Linked DNA regions of Homo sapiens: region 1 is linked to region 2. Evidence: read pairs that join two places in POLR2A ChIA-PET (ENCODE). Cell type or tissue: GM12878. All regions are shown on one strand. Each heading gives the region's core, and the rest is flanking DNA. Links, peaks and the distances in the headings are about the cores only. Region 1 overlaps ATP6V0D1 (ATPase H+ transporting V0 subunit d1). Region 2 overlaps CTCF (CCCTC-binding factor).

What was found. Peaks named below come from ENCODE experiments on the same cell type or tissue, not always from the same donor. Only the 100,000 strongest peaks of a DNase experiment are listed, where the experiment ranks them.
Region 1: POLR2A ChIA-PET joins it to region 2 with 5 read pairs; 3 of 35 experiments call an interaction of 5 or more read pairs at or near these places.

What each region holds. Positions count from the first base shown.
Region 1 is chr16:67,449,908-67,452,407 of GRCh38, reverse strand. All of the region lies in intron 2 of ATP6V0D1 (ATPase H+ transporting V0 subunit d1), which reads left to right. Among named protein-coding and RNA genes, the nearest start is that of HSD11B2, 20 kb to the right of the region's middle. RefSeq lists an enhancer at 139-822. In GM12878, for the core only: no CTCF peak of the experiment used is centred there; no DNase peak of the experiment used is centred there.
Region 2 is chr16:67,565,574-67,571,849 of GRCh38, reverse strand. CTCF (CCCTC-binding factor) reads right to left here. Exons shown (of 12, transcript NM_006565.4): 2 at 586-702. Among named protein-coding and RNA genes, the nearest start is that of CTCF, 6.2 kb to the right of the region's middle. In GM12878, for the core only: no CTCF peak of the experiment used is centred there; no DNase peak of the experiment used is centred there; H3K4me3 peaks cover 1,498 bases; H3K27ac peaks cover 1,513 bases.

The sequences.
Region 1 (2,500 bases), core at 1-2,500, 120 kb after region 2:
GATCCACTTGCTCAAGAAGTGCTGCAGCCAAAGGGCTCCATTCTCAGGCAGGAGTCAGAGGCTGGGACACCTGAAGGGCCAGGGAACATGCCCAAGCTAGGAAGCAGGCCCTCTCCTGGCCACAGGCCTCCTTTCCTGAGAGTCTCCTTGCTGCCCTGGCCTCCATCAAGGTATGCCAACATGGACCTACTGGGGCAGGAGGCTGGTAATGGGGTGTCTCTTGTGGTGCTACATTAGGGGTCACATTGCAGCTCCCCATCTGTTGATCATTCCCTGGCCTTGGTCTCTGTGTTCCTTGCTGCAAAGCCAGAGCTGAGGACATACCAGGAAGCAGTACATTTATTGCTAGAGCCCAGCCTGAGACTTGTTTGCACAAGGCTGCTTCAGCTTCCTGGTGAATGTTCTGGCCTTGCCAGCTAGGCTGGCCAGAGGAGGCCTGACCCCATGCCCATGGTCAGAGGGTAGATATCACCCACCCCACTGCCCACTGGCCCACCTGCCTGTGCAGCTAGCCTTTGGCCTGTCTTGGTCTTAGCCTGCCAGGCCATGAAACTGGAGAGGGCTCTGAGCGTGACTGAGGCTGCACAACCACAGCTGGAGGTTGGCTGCAAGCACCAAGGGTGCTTAAAGCAGCCAAGTGCTGTCCTGTGGAAGGCTGTCCGAATCTGCCACTTCCCACCCCTTCCATTCATGGGTGATTGTGGCTTCCAGTCCTACCAGCCACTCACTCCTCCCCTCACTCAGAAGGAGCTCAGCAGTCACGTGTCAGCCCATCAGGGCCTGTGTCTGCTTGGTCCATGACCTCGTCATCTCCAATGACCTGCTCCTTTGCTCCTCTGCTCTGCACTTCAGCCATCCCCACTGATGGCTGCCCAGGCCCATGTCACCACCTGGAACTGCTCCACCCCTGAAATTGCTGAATCAGGCACCTCTCTACCCACAGCCTTCAGGCCCTCCAGCCCACTCTCAGTCCCTTGTGGGACACGGGTTCCAGACTCAGCGGGACACTAGGCCTTGCTTCCTCCCCTGCTACCCCTTCTGTCTTCATTTCCCGCCCTCCCCAACTGAAGTTCCCTGGTCCATCATTCGAGCACTTTTCTGCCAACATCCGCAGCTCTCTTGGCCGCCCGACTCATGGTCCCACCCGGCTGGCAGCCCCCCAGCCCTGGAGGAATCCCAGCAGCCTCCAGCCTGGAGCCGCTCTCCCCCTACCTCCACTGCCGGGAGGAAAGCTGGGGAAGCCAGCCTTGAGTGGGGGGTCATCCTTGCTGCCAGGCTTGCATGCTCACCCTCTTAGCCAGCCTCAAGCTTTTTTCTGCCTGGCAGCCTCTGGCTCTACCTACTCAGCACCCTGCAGACCCCACCAGCACTGCAAAGACCACCTTCCCGTCTTAAACACCATTGCTCTCCTGCCCCCAGCCTCCTCTTGGGCAGGTGGCCCACCTTCTTCACAAAGACAGTGGAAGCCAATAATATGCCTCCCAGTGCTGCTTCTGCCCCCCACCGCCCGAACCCTATTCCAATGGCAGAAGTGCCCTTCCTTTTCTCTTGGATCCTTCCACCAATGTTCTGAGTGCCCTCACCTTACTCCCTGGATGCTGAGTGGCCACTCATTTGCATTCCTGTCTGTGCAGGCACCTTCCCTTCCGAATTCTTCTCTTCAGTATCTAAGCAAGCTCAAATAATTAAAAAACATCTCGTGGGACCTAAACTTTTACATTCACTGTCTGTTCTCTCATTTCCCCTCATCCCTCGAGCTTTCAACAGTCCCGTCACTCCACCACAAGGCCCTGGCTAAAGCCACCCCTGACCTTCACGTAGCCAAGGTCTCCAGGCGTGACCACTCTGCGGTGTCCACCCCCCAGCCCCCCTAGCTATTTCTTTGCTCCCATGATGCCTCTCTGACTTAACTCCTACCTCTCTGGCCACTCTCCCTTCTCCGCTCTGCCCCAGCAGGCCATCCCCAGTGTGTGTGTGGAGTGTTGCAGGAAGGGGTGAAGCCTTCCATAGAGGCCTGAGCTCCCCCAGGCTGGGGCTCACGATTGGCTTCCCTGAGGAGGTGGCTAGTTTGGCTGAGGGGAAAAGCATTTAAGGGAAGCATTGGAATAGGGGGTTTTTAGGTTGAGGGAACTATACATGTCCTGAGTAGCGAGCATGGTGCACCTGGCTCTGTGCCCCACACAACAGCCTCCAGATATGGGTGCCCACTCTGGGAATGAGGAAGCTACCCTAGAAAACGCAGAGGAATATACTCAGGAGAGTACAGTCCTCCAGGCAGTAGAAGCATCAGCGAGAGGCCCTGTCCTGGGTGTGAAGACCTGAGGGAACAGTGCCCTGACTGCCCACAGACAAAGTTGGCCCAGCTAGGGACAGAGGTTGGGACCATTACAGAGGTCACCTTAGCTCCATCCCTCAGGGCCTCATAGTTGCTTTTGGAGCTGCCCCAGGCTGGCTGGAGCAGGCTTCTGCCAGGAGGTGATGAAAGCAGGAGCTGGCTGAG
Region 2 (6,276 bases), core at 3,375-5,874:
TAGCAAAAATTACAGGCTAAATTAAAATGATAATCACTGTCACACTCTGACGCAAAATGGGCAATGAGCTAGGCTAACTCAAATTAAGACAATTTTTATCCAGGATACCAGGTTCCCCAAGAACAGGATTCCATCTGTTTCTTATCAAAATTACAAGTAGCCACAGGTCATGGACTTTCTTTTCAGTTCATTTGCCAATAGTCAAAATACACATTCCAAGGGTTTCTACAGAAAAGCAGCCACAATTTCCTGGGATCTTTCTATGTACATGTTCAGAATAGTACTTAAAGCTTTACAAAACACATTCTCATTAACGGAGAATAGTCTCTGAGATTGGTGGTGTTATTCTCTCACAAGTGAGGACTACAGGAGTAGACAGGTTAAAGTAACTTGCCCCATATTACCCAGCTAGTATATCATCGTAAAGAGTTTCAAACCCAGGACTCTGATTATGAAGCCTGTATGCTCTCAATCACCTGATATCCTGCATCCCCTATATTCAAGAATTAGCCAACAAATCCTCCAACTCCAGGAGGGTTATATTACTACCATTTTTAAGATAGAAAAAATGGAAATAGCACTTACCTCTCCGTGGCTGCAAAGTCAGTTTGAGGAGGGAAAATAGAACCCAGCTCTCAAGCCCCTGGTCAGCAATCTGTCCACTAGCGCATCTTGTTCTTTGGCTTCAGGTCCGTAATCATTCTAAAAGAAAAGCACAAATCATTTTATGAAACACTAAATTCATACAAATACGCATATAGTATGAAAAAAAATGAGGGAAAACTGAAGACAGAAAAAATTGGGAAAGAAACAAAACACCTGTTCATGTCATGTCACTAACCGAGCCATTCCATAAATGTCCACCATCAAGCCAATAACAAAACATTCATTTATTTTTTCACACATTTGCTAAATATATAAAGGACTAAAGGTTTCTAAGTAGCAAAATAGTACTCCAGGCTCACACCAGTAATCTTAACGCTTTCGGAAGCCAGGGTGGGAGACTCACCCAGGAGTTTGAGGCTGTACTGAGCTGAGATTGTGCCACTGCATTCCAGCCTGCTTGACAGAGTGAGAGATCTTGTCTCAAAAAAAAAAAAAAAAAAAAAGGCCAGGCGCGGTGGCTCATGCCTGTAATCCCAGCACTTTGGGAGGCCAAGGCGGGCAGATCACGAGGTCAGGAGATCGAGACCAGCCTGGCTAACATGGTGAAACCCCGTCTGTACTAAAAATACAAAAAATTAGCCGGGTGTGGTGGCAGGCGCCTGTAGTACCAGCTACTTGGGAGGCTGAGAATGGTGCAAACCTGGGAGGCAGAGCATGCAGTGAGCCGAGATCGCACCACGGCACTCCAGCCTGGGCGACAGAGCGAGACTCCGTCTCAAAAAAAAAAACAAAACAAAACACTCCACTGCAATATTGCAACCAAATAATGGCACACATATTCAAACTACCAAAAAATTAATTATTGGCTGGGCGCAGTGGCTTACGCCTGTAATCCCAGCACTTTGGGAGGCCGAGGCAGACAGATCACGAGGTCAGCAGATCAAGACCATCCTGGCTAACACGTGAGACCCCGTCTCTACTAAAAATACAAAGAAAAAAATTAGCCGGGTGTGGTGGCGGGTGCCTGTAGTCCCAGCTACTCAGGAGACTGAGGCAGGAGAATGGCATGAACCCGGGAGGCGGAGCTTGCAGTGAGCCGAGATCCTGCCACTGCATTCCAGCCTGGGCAACACAGCGAGACTCCGTCTCAAAAAAAAAAAAAAAAAATTAATTCTTATGGCTGCAGTAATGGCTCTCTAACAGTTTATTTCCGTATCTTTAGCAAGTAGTGGTCTTACTGATTAAGTTTGTTCATGCCACAAGTAAAGGCTATGCTTTCCAGTTTAGTAAGATAACTGGGGAAGCCAAGGCAGGTGGATCACCTGAGGTCAGGAGTTTGAGAACAGCCTGACCAACATGGCGAAACCCCATCTCTACTAAAAATACAAAAATTAGCCAGGCGTGGTGGCACACGCCTGTAATCCCAGCTATTCAGGAGGCTGAGGCAGGAGAATCGCCTGAACCCAGGAGCCGGAGGTTGGAATGAGCCGAGATCGCGCCACTGCACTCCAGCCTGGGCGACAGAGCTAGACTCCGTCTCATTAAAAAAAAAAAAAGATAACTGGCAAAAGGAGCTTTTACTGACCTTTGAAAATCCTAGAAGCATAGCAATGAAACAGTTTTTTTAGTCGAATAACGGAATACTTTGTTAGATGGCATCTTTTCACCCTAAATTACAAAATGAACTGTCAAGCTTCAAGCAAAGGTAGAGTGGAACCTACCTCTAAAGAAAAAGAAAGAAAGAAAGAAAGAAAATCCCAGGCCAGGCACAATGGCTCACACCTGTAATCCCAGCACTTTGGGAGGCCAAAGCGGGCGGATCACGAGGTCAAGAGATTGAGACCATCCTGGCCAACATAGTGAAACCCCGTCTCTACTAAAAATACAAAAATTAGCTGGGCATGGTGGTGCAGGCCTGTAAACCCAGCTACTCAGGAGGCTGAGGCAGGAGAATCGTTTGAACCCAGGAGGCGGAGCTGCAATGAGCCAAGATCGTGCCACTGCACTCCAGCCTGGCGACAGAGTGAGACTCTGTCTCAAAAAAAGAATAAAATAAAATCCCAAATGAAATAAAGAGCTAAATTTGAACTAAGTGTTTCCAAATAGGCCAGGCACAGTGGTTCACGCCTGTAATCCCAGCACTTTGGGAAGCCAAGGCAGGCGGATCACAAGGTCAGGAGTTCAAGACCAGCCTGACCAACATAGTGGAACCTTGTCTCTACTAAAAAAAATACAAAAATTAACCAGGCGTAGTGGTGTGTGCCAGTTATCCCAGCTATTCAGGAGGCTGGGGCAGGAGAATCGCTTGAACCCAGGAAGCAGAGGTTTCAGTGAGCCAAGATCACACCACTGCACTCCAGCCTGGGCAACAGAGCAAGACTCAGTCTCAAAAAAAAAAAGAGTTTCCAAATAATATAGCCAGGTGTGATGGCTCACACCAGCAATCCAGCACTTTGAGAGGCCACAGCAGAGGACTGCTCGAGCCTAGGAGTTCAAAGCCAGTCAGGGCAACATGGCAAAACCCCGTCTCTACAAAATACATAAAAATTAGCCAGGCAGGCCGGGCACAGTGGCTAACGCCTGTAATCCCAGCACTTTAGGAGGCCCAGGCGGGTGGATCATGAGGTTAGAGTTCGAGACCACCCTGGCCAACGTGGTGAAACCCAGTCTCTACTAAAAATACAAAAACTAGCTGGGCATGGTGGTATGCACCTGTAATCCCAGCTTCTCAGGAGGCTGAGGCAGGAGAACTGGTTGAACCCGGGAGACGGAGGTTGCAGTGGGCCACCATCGCACCACTGCACTCCAGCCTGGGTGACAGAGGAAGACTTCGTCTCAGGGAAGAAGAACAACAACAAAAAAAAGGCCAGGCATGGTGGCTCACGTCTGTAGTCCCAGCACTTTGGGAGGTCGAGGTGGGTGGATAACCTGAGGTCATGAGTTCCAGACCAGCCTGGCCAACATGGTGAAACCCCGTCTCTACTAAAAATACAAAAATTAGCTCGGCACGGTGGCAGGCACCTGTAATCCCAACTACTCCCGAGGCTGAAGCAGGAGAATCACTTGAACCTGGGAGGCCGGGGTTGCAGTGAGCCCAGAACATGCCACTGCACTCCAGCCTGGGAGACAGAGTGAACTCCATCTTAAAAAATATATATATATACACGTATACATATATATGCCAGGCATGGTGTTGTGTGCCTGTGGTCCCAGCTACTTGGAAGGCTGAGGTGGGAGGATCGCTTGGGGCAGGTGGGGGACAAGGCTGCAGTGAGCCATGATCACACCACTGCACTGCAGTGTGGGCAACACAGTGACAACCTGTCTCAAAAAAAAAAAAAAAAAAAAAAAAAGCCGAGTATGGTGGCTCACACCTGTAACGTCAACACTTTGGGAGGCCGAGGTGGGAGACTTGCTTGAGCCCAGGAGTTCAAGACCAGCCTGAGCAACATAGTAGGATCCTGTCTCTACAAAAAAATAAAAGAATCAGCTGGGCATGGTGGCACACGCCTATAGTACCAGCTACTTGGGAGGCTGCAGCAGGAAGACTGCTTGAGCCCAGGAGTTCAAGGCTGCAGTGAGCTATGATCATGCCACTGCACTCCTATCTGGGCAACAGCTATGATCATGCCACTGCCTCAATCAAAATGTATTAAAAAAAAAAAGTTTCCAAGCAATTTGGCACATGAGGTACATCTTCTAAGAGGAAATCCATCTCACAATTAGCTAAACTCCACAAAACTCACTAATACTTAGATGAAGCTAAAGTCTCCTCTGTTGAGAGGCAATTTTTAGTAACACAAATAGGTGATTAGCATATTTAGTCCAACCAACACTTCCATACTGGAGTCCATTATTATTACCAGCATACCTCAAAGGGAATGAAATTTTCTACCCCTGAAAATTCCAAGAGTGACCAAAAACAAGGATCAAGTGTGAAAGAATACCATCCTAACCCTCACCTTTGGACTGTATTTTGGCAGTCTATATGCAATGCCACAACTTTGCATTCAAATATTAAATCACTGAGAAAATGCACAAAGATACTAGCAGGAAAGATACGAAGACAGACTACAGAAAGTTTACAGGTGTTTAAAAAAAATGGGCTGGACACGGTGGCTCACACCTAATCCCAGCACTTTGGGAGGCCAAGGCAGACAGACTGCTTGAGGCCACGAGTTTGAGACCAGCCTAGGCAACATGACAAAACCCCATACCTAGAAAAAATTAGTCCCAGCTACCCAGGAGGCTGAGGTGGCAGGATCATTTGAGCCAGGGAGGTGGAGGCTGCAGTGAGCTGTGATCACACCACTGCACTCCAGCCTGGGTAAAAGAGAAAGACCCTGTCTTAAAACAAACAAACAAACCCCACAGGCCGGGCACGGTGGCTCACGCCTGTAATCCCAGCACTTTGAGAGGCGGAGGCGGGCAGGTCAGGAGATCGAAACCATCCTTGCTAACACGGTGAAACCCCGTCTCTACTAAAAATACAAAAAATTAGCCAGGCGTGGTGGCAGGCGCCTGTAGTCCTCCCAGCTACTCGGGAGGCTGAGGCAGGAGAATGGCGTGAACCTGGGAGGTAGAGCTTGCAGTGAGCCGAGATCGTGCCCCTGCACTCCAGCCTGGTAGACAAAGCGAGACTCCATCTCCAAAACAAACAAATACCCCACAAGAACAACAAAACAAATGTGGTAAGACTAATCTTTTTTTTTTTTTTTTTTTTTTTTTAATTTTGAGACAAAGTCTCACTCTGTCACCCAGGCTGGAGTGCAACGGCACGATCTTGACTCACTGCAACCTCCGCCTCCCGGGTTCAAGTGATTCTCCTGACTCAGCCTCCTGAGTAGCTGGGATTACAGAAACAGACATATGCCACCACGCTCAGCTAATTTTTGTGTTTTTGGTAAAGATGGGGTCTCACCATGTTGGCCAGGCTGGTCTCAAACTCCTGACCTCAGGTGATCCGCCCGCCTCAGCCTCCCAAAGTGCTGGGATTACAGGTGTGAGCCACCATGTCCCACCTACAAATCACATCAATTGAGAACCATGGTCTTCAAAGTTACACATTATTTGCCATTATTGTTCTTTTTAAATCATAATGCATCTGAGTTGTTTGAAGAGGGGCCTAATTTTTGGCAAAACAGTCAAGTCATCTGGAGCCAAGACAGGTAAATTAGGCAGACAGATGGTCTAGTTTAAAAAAATTAGGTGGAGTCTATAACGTAGATGATGTGGAATGGCTGTGACAGCAGCAGCATCCCTGAAGCAAAAAAAGCAGTCTCTAGAGGTGACTTTTGGCCAGGAGGCACCAGCCTGCAAGGCTCTGCCCAGGATTCCTCCCCAGGGCCTTAAGTCAGCCACAAGTGGCTTCCACCAAGGAACTCCCCAAGCCATTCAGAAGTCCCAGGTGAGTGCCCCCATTTGCGTGTGTACTTTAAAATAAAATCCTAAAGCTCTTAGAATTTGAATGCATCTTAAGGACAACTTCACCTCTTAAATTCTTACATAGGTTGAATGGATCCCGATAAAGTTAACCTTTACAACTACTCTTTTTTTTTTTTTTTTTTTTTGAGATAAGAGTCTTGCTCTGTTGCCCAGGCTGGAGTGCAGCAGCACAATCTCGGCTCACTGCAACCTCCACCTTCTAGGTTCGAGCGGTTCTCCTGTCTC